3 separate regions of the Homo sapiens genome follow, and regions 1 and 3 are each linked to region 2. A link is a contact called in ENCODE Hi-C or POLR2A ChIA-PET data. All regions are on one chromosome and are shown on one strand. Each heading gives the region's core, a stretch centred on a gene start or an enhancer-like site at or near the end of the contact. The rest is flanking DNA. Distances are from core to core; before and after follow the strand shown. Region 1 overlaps ITGA11 (integrin subunit alpha 11). Region 2 holds the start of IQCH-AS1 (IQCH antisense RNA 1). Region 3 overlaps PIAS1 (protein inhibitor of activated STAT 1).

Region 1 (3,596 bases), core at 351-2,850, 780 kb before region 2:
CTGCAGGCCAAACAGAATGTACCTGCTGGTCAGATGCAGCCCAGAGGTCACTGAATTGCAACCTCTGGACTCTCGGTCAGAGGCAAGCAGCCCTTATTCCAGAACTCCACAGTCCTTCACACCCTTCCCCAGACCTACACCAAGACCAACTAAGTGGTCAAAAGGTGGACAAACTGAGAGTTGTATCAAGGCCCTTAGCCTCTCAATTTGTTATCAAGTTTCCCTTTCTGAATCTATTTACCCTGAAGTATAAATACCCAAGATGAGCCTTAAGAGTGCCTGGTAGAGCAAACAAAGATGCATCTTATAGGGAGCAAAGTCTATGCTAACGCAGTGTTTCTCAATCCTGGCTGCACCTTTGAACCACGGGAGCTTTAAAAGTGACCACTGCAAGGGCCCTACCCACTATGGATCCCAATTTCATTGGTTGGGAGAGGGGCCAAGTTTGTTTCCAACTTCCCCAGATGACTCTAATGGCTGAGAGTTGCAATCAACAGGTAAGTGAATATCCAGGCTGTAAGATGAAGAAAGAGGGGGTTGTGCCCAAGCCCACTGTGCCTCATAAAGCAGATGATCTCTGCAGCGCTGCGCTTCTCAAAGAGTGGTCCCAGGACTGCCTCAGTCAGACCACAGACTCCTAAGTTCCTCCTCAGACTTCATGGATCCAAGCTCTGTGAGGTAATTCTAAGCACATTAAACTTGTAGAACAGCCATCTGGATTTAATATTACATAATAGCTATAATATTCTGCTATTCTCTAATCTTCAATGTCAGTTTCTTAAACTGTCAGGCCTGTCTTTAGATGCCCTTCAACTGTGCTGGGGACTATCTTGATGGCAGCCAGCAAAGAAAATCAGCAAAAACCCCAGTGGAGTTTCTGGGTTTTACTTTTGTTAAGGAAGGTGATGGTTTCTTGACATGACAGGTATCTAGGTGGAAAGGGCAAAGTGCTAATGCAAACACAATGGAGACACTATGGAATAGCTCTGCCTAGGGACATGTGGAAGAGCTTCTAGGAGACAGTGTGGACCTTTCCATCCCTAGAGGTCTTCACAAGATAAATTCCTACCTCCGTCAGTATTCAAAAGGTTTTAGCATCAATACTGTCTGAGAATAAGACATTAGACTTGAGTCAGTCCCCTGGCTTCAATCCCAGGATGCCAAGCAGCCTCTAATGGAGACCGCTGGCTTAATCGTGCTCCTTTCCTGGCATAACAACTCACTGCACCCATGCCTCACCACCACGAAGCAGTCTCCTCACCACCCAAATGTGCCTTGGGTGACTTAAATACAGCCATTAGTATGAATGGTCCCCTGTTTTTATTCAACACCACACCAGTCTTTGCTTTTACCTTCGGCTAATGTGGTTCCAGCCTTTTATCCTGCACTCCTTCTTATAATTTAAAAAAAAAAAAAACTCCCCTACTATCTTTATGTTAATATTAACATCAACTAGGTTCTTCTCAAAGGACAGCCAGGCCTAACTGGCCACGTTAAAATCTGCACAGTGCTTTTGTGTCACTGTCTATTCTATTAGTTTCAACATCATGCTAAAATAGGACAGCATGTTCCAAAACTGAAACTGAAACAGGAACGGAGCCTTGCTGATTTAGCATGAGGAGGGAATTGTAAGCCTTGCACCTGGACACTAAAACTTTTCAATAAGATGTATGCTAAGCCGTACCTAGCAAACTTACCAGGTCCAAAGTAGAGTACAAGCAGAAAGTTATTTTTAAAGGATGGGCACTATCCTTGAGGGACTTACCCTTTCTAATCAGCTTTGCATGGTTTGTTTTGAGACAGTGTCTCACTCTGTTGCCCAGGCTAGAGTGCAGCGGCACCATCACAGCTCACGGCAGCCTCTGCCTCCCGGGCTCAAGCAATCCCACCTCAGTTTCCCAAGTAGCTGGGACTACAGGCACACACCACACTCAGCTAATTTTAGTATTTTTTGTAGAGACAGGGTCTCGCCATGTTGCCCAGGCTGGTCTCAAACTCCTGGATTATCTCCCTGGCCCTGCATTAAAAAAGATGTGCAACAACTTAGTGATGTGTCTGAAATGTTTTCAGAAGGTGGCCCAAGTCAGAGTCAAAAAATTTTTTTATTTGGAAAATTAGAGGAAATACAGAAAATCAAATTTCAAATAGATGCATCTAAATGGAGAACAAGCTTATCAAGGACAGAGTCCATCTTTCTTATTTTTATTTTTGAGACAGGGTCTTGCTCTGTCACCCAGGCTAGAGTGCAGCGGCACAATCACAGCTCCCTGCAGCCTCGACCTCCTGGACTTCAGTGATCCTCCCACCTCAGCCTCTTGAGTAGCTGGGACTACAGACATGCACCACCATGCCCAGCTAATTTTTTTTTTAATTTTGTGCAGAGAGGGGGTCTCACTTTGTTGCCCACACTGGTCTCTCTTATTTTTGTATGCATATCTGTGGTGCAGTGCCTGAAATACAGTAGGTGTTCAATAAGCGCCAACATGCAAGAGTATCTTGCCATTGATTAAGGCAAAAGCAAAACCCCAGTCCGCCCCTCTGATGGACTGAGCACACCAAATTTCTAAAGCACAGGCAAATTAGAAAATATAATTTTGTCTAAACTTGCCAACAAGCTAAGGTTTTGTGAACCACCTAAAATTTGCCTCTCTCATACTGAAATTTTCTAGGTCAAGTATCTGAAGGAATACACTACTGCCAGTATTTTCTTTGGTGATCTGTCATATACAGCAGACATTACTTGAAACAAAGAAAAAAATGTTTTAAAACCTGTCTGGATGATTTCCGCAGTCTCACTAGGTTATTGCAGCCAGGGAGTGACCTAGCAGAGATCTGAAGGTGAGCTTCCCTAGTACTGGCATCTCACAGTGAAAGAGCACTGTTCAGTGGGTCAAGAGACCCAGAGCCTACTCTCAGTTACGACACACATAGTCCTTGTGTGGCCTTTCTGGGCTTGTGTCCTGAACTATAAAATGAGAGGGTGGCACTAAATGTTTTTTTCAGATCTCTATAGAGGCTGGAATGGCCACAGAGAATCTAAATTTGAAAACAAACATGTCCTGAGGGTGTGCTCCAATACCACCCTTTAATACTCTCCTGAGATGTGAAGGCTGGAAATGAGAATGCCATATTATTGTTACTTGCAAACGATTAGTGTATCTGGGACATCCAAAAGAAGTAACTGAAAATTTATTTCTTTAAAAACAAAAAAAACCATTACAGTGCTTTTGTAAAAACATTAATATTTAGAAGTACGTAGTGGTAATAAAAGGAAAATAGTTGTAAGACCTTCATTAAAAAGAAAAACCTAAAAAAAAAAACAAAACAAAACTCTGGATACAGGTGTATGATTTACCTAACCAGACATAGCTTTCTTTTGGATAAAAAAAAAAAAAAAAAAAAAGCTCAGAAGTGCAGAACTGTACAGATGTCCCTAAATCTATTAATTCAATGCTAAACGAAATAATCTCTTAACATGATAAAATTACACCAAACTTCATCTGGAAAAATAAACACGTAATAATGAAAAAAGTTAGCCACTCCCACCTCCCCACTTAAAAAAGACAAATGAAGAAATACTAGTCCAAGGCCAGGTG
Region 2 (3,492 bases), core at 377-2,876:
GAAGACGGAGGAGAAAAGGAGCAAATGGGTAAACAGAAATCTTTATTATTTACAAAATGGAAAAATGAATTTGGAAGGGAAGAAGAGGAACAAAATCCTAAGTATAATATTAATAGGATATGTACTTTATCACCCAGAGAGACGATTGTACCTCACAGAATAGGAAAGGACCTATTATCTAATTCACATCCCCTCTACCTTCAGACAAAAATTAAAAATAAACGTTACCAGATGTGTTCACCACTTTAAAATATTTTTTAATTCCCTTTATCAGTATATCCCAATTTGTATTAAAGCATGCATGAGCAAAAAGTTGTCCTTTTTGCTTAACTTAGAACTCTTACTCCCATTTTAGCAGGATTTTTAGAATGTCCAAAAGACCATACAGACCATTAAATCACTCTCCCACATTAATAAACAAAACAAAACAAAAAACACTACAACTGTTGTTTCTTTCAACTTTAAAAGGTTTTACTTTTCTATGTGTGGAATGTTCTGAGTATCCACTTTTTTTGGATGTCTTAATCTCTAAATCTAAAAGAGAGGCCCCTAATCATTAAGGTGCTCTTAAACAAAATGTCAACACTAAAAATGTGACTTTAAAGGAAAAAAAGGCATTTGGCTCATGGTTTACCTATAACTCTCCCGTTATGCTTTTCCTAACCTATTATTCTTTAGGGAAGAATGATTTCTTACTTATGAAAAATGCTAAAATAAACTTATACTTCTCGAATCTAGTTAACACTCCAGTCTTTCCAAATAATTTCGAATTGAATTTCCTAAGTCACCTCACCCTTCAACTTCAACCAACCTCCAAAGTAGTGGGCATGCTCTATACAGTCCATCAGCCAAATAATAAGAGGCATTTTTAAAGGATAACACGTTGCTAAACAATTATCTCCTTACAGGACAGTCCAGTGGAGTAACGGCTCAAAAAGCCCACGACTGACATATGTGTTATTATAAGCACAAATACACAGACTATTTTTAACCTTAATGGACGATCAGATTATGTAATAGTATTAGTAGTACGGCTGCGCAGGGTTTAGTTTTAATCCTGGCTTTAAAAACCTGGCTGGGTAACATGGTTCATTCAGCTCCATGGCTAGATTTTGAATCACTGAAATCTAGATTGATTTTATGCCAGCTATTAGTAAGTTCAAAACATCTTGAGGCCTTCTGTTTTCCCCTGACCTATAAAAGATACACCCATGTCCATGTTCGTACCTCCCTCTTCTGTCATTAAACCAAAAGAAAATAAACACCTAGTGACAGTAAACATCCTCAGGGCGTCTCCATGAAAATATACAAATATTAAAGATCTTTAAAAATCTTTTAGGCCTAGCACCTCAGGAAGCTGTTATGTCTGGTGAAAACCTTTGGTGCTTTTAGTAAAACGAACTTGCCGGGAATTCATACAAAGAAAACAAAAGAAACTTAAAAGAGTAGTTCCAGTTATTGCAACATAAACGCAGCTGCAAAGTGATGTTCACGGGAATGAGTCCTGCCATGCAGTAGGACGGATGTCAACTTCAGAGCCACTTTCTAGGGGGCGTTTCCTGACGCCCCCTGGCTTACTGCCCAGGCCAGGGGTCTACTCTGGTTAACATGGGCAGGACAGGAGGGCGACCCGCCCCTCCCTAGGCCCGAGGACGCGCCCGCAGCAGGCGAACGGCTTCGGGTGCCAGGAGCTCAGCAAGCTGGGGACCCCCTGGGCGAGGAGTACAAAGGACCCCAGGCGAAGCCGGCGCCGGGAGGCAGAGCTGACTCCCGCGGGACTCTACCGGCCTGCGAGCGTTCGTCACGTGCTCGGTGGCTGAGGGGCCGTCCCGGCCGGGCGGGCTTCACCGCGTGGGCGCGGCAGTCGCCACTCACCGAGGTTGACGACCTTGAGCGCCGTGAAGAAGCGGTTCTGCCGGGCCAGGTCCTGCCAGGGAGCCTTGGAGCAGTGGTACTTGATGAAGGGGAAGCAGCCGGTGCGCAGGACGTGGTAGTTGGCGCCCTGCACCGGCCAGTTGAAGTGCGAGAGGCCGAACTGGTCGTTGCGGACGGCGCTGTAGGGCACGCAGAAGGAGGTCCAGTGCGGCAGGCGCCGCTGCAGCAGATGCCGCGTCAGCACCTCCGAGGCGCTGGGCTTGGGGCGGGCGGCGGCGCGCGAGGCCCACGGCCTACACAGCAGCAGGCGGAGCGCGACCTCGTGGGCCCTCCTCAGGGCCTCCATGGCCCGCCGCGCCGGGGACGCAGGCTGGTGTCCGCAGCCGCTGGCGCGCAAGCGCGCCCCCGGGCGAGCGCCGGGAAGGCCAACCGGCGCCGCGCGGGTGCCCGAGAGCCCCCGGTGTGCGGCGGCGCGTGCGCACAGCGGCCCCGTGGCCTCCCGCTGGGGGTGGAGTCCGGGGGATGGGAAGCGTGAGCTGCGCGAGGCGGAGGGTCACCTGCGTCAAGGAGCTGGTTTTGAGTGGCCAGGTGTGACCTCACGCCGTCATTAGTAACTCGGGCAGGGGAGGGATTCGGGGAGGTCTCATCAATTTGGGCCTGAGGAAAATTCAGGTGGAAGACAATTAAATAACTAACCACCTCCGCAAGGTGCAGAACTCAAACCCAAGTCTCCCTCCCACGCCCTGGGCTCCAGGGAAGCCCTTGGGTGTTGTTGTTGAAACAGGACGAGGCGTGACCCCGGGTCTGCGTTGTTTGGTAAGGCCGGGAGCACTTTTGTGTGTAGGTCCTCGCTGTCGGGTTCACTGTTTAAAATTAGTCCCAGAGATTTCAAAATCAAAAGTTTATTTAAAAACCTCACGTGTCTCAGTGCAGCGTCCGAACACACAAAGGCACCTCCCTCTAAGAACCTGGTAGACGGACCAGGAGCCTCTTATCGAGCTTTGTGGACCTCAGTCACCCATTACCAATCCATTACTTTCGGAAAAGCTTTGCTCAAACTTTGCGGCCTCTTGAGGCAGTAACTTACGGACAAAACTGCTTTTAGAAAAGGATTTCCTCTTTTGTCCTAAACTCATTTTGTTTGGAGAGGCCATACATAAACAAGATGATGTGTCTGAAACCACCTTATGTAAATGAGGTACAGTAATTACGCGTTAAGCATCATATAACAATTACTATCGTTGCTAAAAACTCAAGGGGGATGTAGGATAGTATGGCGAAATTTTATATTCCCCAGTTTTTTGTTTTGTTTTGTTTTGTTTTTTTGAGACGGAGTCTCACTCTGTTGCCCAGGCTGGAGTGCAGTGGTGCAATCTCAGCTCACTGCAACCTCTGCCTCCCAGGTTCAAGTGATTTTCCTGCCTCAGCCTCCCGAGTGGCTGGGATTACAGGCGTGCACCACCACGCCTGGCTAATTTTTGTATTTTTAATAGAGACGGGGTTTCACCATGTTGGCCAGGCTGGTCTCAAACTCATGACCTCGTGATCCACCTGCCTCGGCCTCCCAAAGTGCTGGGATTACAGGCGTGAGCCACTGCACCAGGCCTATTCCCCAGT
Region 3 (3,834 bases), core at 1,108-3,607, 590 kb before region 2:
CCCAAATATTTGGGAACTATTACACTTCTAAATAACCCCTGGGTCAAAGATATCAAAAGGAAAACTACAAAATATTTTGAACTGAATGAAAATGAAAACAAAAAATATCACAAGTTGTGGGATACAGCTAAAGCAGTATTTAGAGAGAAATTTACAGCTCTAAAATGCCTATATTAGAAAAAAAAGGTCTTAAATCAATGGTTTCAGTTTATACCTTAAGAAACTAAAAAAAGAGAAGAGAAATGAAACCCAAAGGAATCAGGAGAAAGAAAATAATAAAGATCAGAGCAGAAAATAATCAAATTGAAAAACAAAAATATAGAAAAATCAGTGACACCAAAAGCTGGTTTCTTCTTGAAAATCAAAATGAAATCTCTAGCAAGACTAATCAAGAGAACAAAGAAGAAAAGACATAGATTGTCGATATCAGGAATAAGAGGTTATATCACTACATATTCTATGGATGTGAAGAGAATATTATTAATATTTGGCGTACCTTTATGACAAAAACTTATAACTCAGCAAGAATGGACAAATGTCTTAAGACAAAAAACTACCAAAGTTTACTTAAGAAAAAAGATAACCTGAATAGCCCTACAAGAATCTGAATTTGTAATTTGATAACTTCTCTGAAAGAAAACTCTAGGCCCATGTGTATTCTCGGGGGACTTCTACCAAATACTTAAGAAAAAAATAATACCAACCCTACATAAATGTTTTCAAAACACTGAAGAATTCTACCTGACAAGAAAAAATATTGATTCTACACAAACTCTTCCCCATCCTCGCCAAAAAAAAATGGAAAAGAAAGAAATGCTTAACTCATTCTATGAAGCCAGTACTACTTTGGTACCAAAATGAGACCAAGACCTTATTAGACAAAAAATTACCAACCATTTACCTGTCATGAACATAAATGCAAACACTCTTAATAAAACTTTAGCAAATAAAATCCAACCATATGGAAAAACAATAATTTATCATAACTAAGGGAGATTTGTTGCAAAAATACAAGGCTGGTTCACCATTCAAAAATCAAGTCACCATATTAACGCACTAAAAAAGAAACACCATATTAACAGCTCAATAGATGAGGAAAACGCATTTGACAAAAACCCAACAACCATTCCTAATAAACACTCTCCAGAAACCAGGAATAGAAGTAAACATCTTCAAATCGATAATAGACAGCTATGAAAATTTACAGGAAACACTTTACTGAGACGTGAAAGAATCAATGTTTTCCCTCAAAAATTAGGAATGAGGCAGTGACATCCACTCTTACCATTTCTATTCAACATTATACTGAAGGTTCTTGCCAGCACAATAAAGCAAGAAAAATGCATCAAGACTGGAAAAGAGTAAAACTGTCTATTCATAGAAAATATGACCTATGTAGAAAATTCAATAGAATCTACAAAACGCTTCTAGAACAATCGAATTTAGCAAGGTGAAGATGCTATACAAAAACCAGTCGTATTTCCATATAATAACAGCAAACAATCAGAAACTGAAATAAAAAAAATACCATTTACAGTATAGCACCATGTACTGTGGAAGAGAGTTTGACAGTTTCTTACAAAGCTAAACATACTCTTACCATATAGTCCCACAATCACACTCCTTAGTATTTACCTAAAGGAGCTGAAAACATATGTCCACATAAAGCCCTCCACATGGATGCTTACAGCACCTTTATTTATACTGCCAAAACCTGGAAGCAACCAAGATGTCCTTCATTAAGGGTAAAAACAGAAGTCCCTCAAATTTTCACTTATCCTATGGCATCGTTTTGGGGAAAGATGAAATGTTCTAGTGGTGTTCATAATTAAGGGTACTTACAATGGTCATGGGGGATCTCTCTTGTGAATATTAAGAGCCTATTATGAGAGAAGATTTGTAACACCATCTCCCCGTAAGTATTAATTATCAAAGTTTCATCTCCAAGAAAGAAGAGAACTGCCCACAATAAGCAGAATATAATTACAACTCAAAATACATAAAAAGTGCAGAAAGAAAAGTTAAGGTTTTAGAAATTTCATCTTTTATATTGTTCCACAGAGAAACGAACTAGATCAAAAATAAAAAGACGAATCATGTTGCAATTTACATAAACTCAAAACATTGGAAGTAAAAAAAAAATCTAGATACATAAAATAATTGAGATTCTGATGATAGAAACACTGAGCTAATCTAAGAGGCTGTACTTTCAATTGCTCTAAAAATATTTGCTATTCCACCTCACCAGCAGAAAGAAAAGCTAAAAATAGTCATCTTTCTGTTATAGAATATTTCTTGCTGTCTTAGGGAAAGTGAAACTAAAGTTCCTATCTACGAATGTCAGCCTTACAATCTTTAATGAACCCTCTGACTTAGTCAAACAAAAACTTGACAACTATGTAATTTTTTAAAATATAGCTGGAATGATATAGTTTCATCATTAGGCTGTCAGCTCCCATTAAGAAAGAAGACTGCAGAAAATATGTTTTCTCCAATTCATATACTAAATCATTAACAAATTCATATTGCTTTGACTATCTTTAAATGGGAATTTTTAAAGGAAAGAATACTTAATGATATGAGAATACAGTCATAAAATATTAAGTGAAAAAGACAAGATATAAACATGAAGTATAGAGCATAAATAAGCAAATTTACATATTATGCGTTGAAAGATTGAAAAAGGCAGCAAAAATTGACTCCTTTGTAACTTTTATTTACAAAATTCTTCACATTGAGCATATGTATTGTTTTTATAATAATTTGCTTTTTATACCTTATACAAAACCAATATACTATACATGTATATAAGTGTGTGTGTGTGTGTGTGTGTGTGTGTGTGTATGAAATATATGCAGTCGTTTGCTAGAGCAAGAGAGAGACAGAGAGAGATCCTATTGCTAGATTTCTGAATTTTCAAGGTTGCAAATATTTCACAATAAATTGTGGCTAAAGTTCTTTGGAGTACAACAAAAATTACACATGAATTTTCCATTCATACAGAAATTACCTATACTAAGAAACAGGAAACAATTCCAACATGTAATACTATTAAACTTTAGCACTGTAAAACCCTTTGATTTCATTTTTATCACATCCTTTTATCAGGTTCCTAATAAGCCCATCCTTAATAAGCTTGCCTTATACTTTTCATCACCTTTTTTCTCTGGAGTTTAACTCTACCTATCCTAGTTATTCTAACTTTACATTATTCCTCAGATTAGTTTACTGAGTTAGTAGCTGGTCTCCTGGTAGACTTAATCAAAGGAGTCTATAAAGACTCCCAAGCAGCTCAGGAGTTAAAAGTATGGTAAATACACTTTATCTGGCTCATCTATTCTCTCACAGCTGGCAGACCATTAGGCTGTTTTAAGTCCAGCAGGGTTATGAAACAGGACTGGGTCAGTTCAAGCCAGCCAGCTATGAACCAAGTCTAATGATCAATGTTTGAATGTAAAACCAGAAAAAGTAAGCAGACTATAATTGGGATATTGATTTTCTTTCTTTTGCAAAACTTTCATTTTCTTTTTTTGTTGTTGTTAATGCAAGCATTCCAAGTTTTAAAAGAACATCTAAAATTGTACTACTTGACAGCAGCTGAAAAACATTTTGGTATACAATCTTCTAGGCATTTTCCTATACATACATTGATATGTACCTATGTATGTGCACACATATAACCACATGCATGTAATATACTTTGTTCCCCACAAAATTTGCATTGAATACACTTCTTAAAACATATTAAAGTCTTTCCATGTTAATAAACATATCTTTAATGGCAACTTGATGTGAAAAAAGTTTAAAATAATTTCAAATAAATAAACAAACCAA

What was found. Hi-C counts contacts between places; a loop is a spot of excess contacts on that map. ChIA-PET counts read pairs that join two places held with the same protein, here RNA polymerase II (POLR2A). Pooled maps may share reads with other maps.
Region 1: a pooled map shows a loop between it and region 2 (4-fold over the local background). The contact joins the enhancer-like site here to the promoter of IQCH-AS1 in region 2. A Hi-C loop is called at or near these places in 1 of 37 single-sample maps with no recorded cell type and 2 of 50 pooled maps. POLR2A ChIA-PET finds 5 or more read pairs at or near these places in 1 of 52 experiments (MCF 10A).
Region 3: a pooled map shows a loop between it and region 2 (2.1-fold over the local background). The contact joins the enhancer-like site here to the promoter of IQCH-AS1 in region 2. A Hi-C loop is called at or near these places in 1 of 37 single-sample maps with no recorded cell type and 2 of 50 pooled maps. POLR2A ChIA-PET finds 5 or more read pairs at or near these places in 1 of 52 experiments (Panc1).

The regions. Positions count from the first base shown.
Region 1 is chr15:68,297,240-68,300,835 of GRCh38, reverse strand. ITGA11 (integrin subunit alpha 11) reads left to right here. Exons shown (of 30, transcript NM_001004439.2): 30 at 1-3,596. Among named protein-coding and RNA genes, the nearest start is that of FEM1B, 21 kb to the right of the region's middle. Within about 2 kb of position 1,600, at least 14 of the 41 ENCODE cell types and tissues checked have a DNase peak (open chromatin) inside an H3K27ac peak, as active enhancers do.
Region 2 is chr15:67,519,978-67,523,469 of GRCh38, reverse strand. IQCH-AS1 (IQCH antisense RNA 1) reads left to right here and starts at 1,626. Exons shown (of 6, transcript NR_040052.1): 1 at 1,626-1,951. C15orf61 (chromosome 15 open reading frame 61) reads right to left here and starts at 2,339. Exons shown (of 2, transcript NM_001143936.2): 1 at 1,876-2,339. The coding sequence starts at 2,221. RefSeq lists enhancers at 1,913-2,032, 2,673-2,752 and a silencer at 2,143-2,492.
Region 3 is chr15:68,113,039-68,116,872 of GRCh38, reverse strand. All of the region lies in intron 2 of PIAS1 (protein inhibitor of activated STAT 1), which reads right to left. Among named protein-coding and RNA genes, the nearest start is that of PIAS1, 61 kb to the right of the region's middle. Within about 2 kb of position 2,357, at least 3 of the 41 ENCODE cell types and tissues checked have a DNase peak (open chromatin) inside an H3K27ac peak, as active enhancers do; they include Panc1, where a contact is called at or near this core.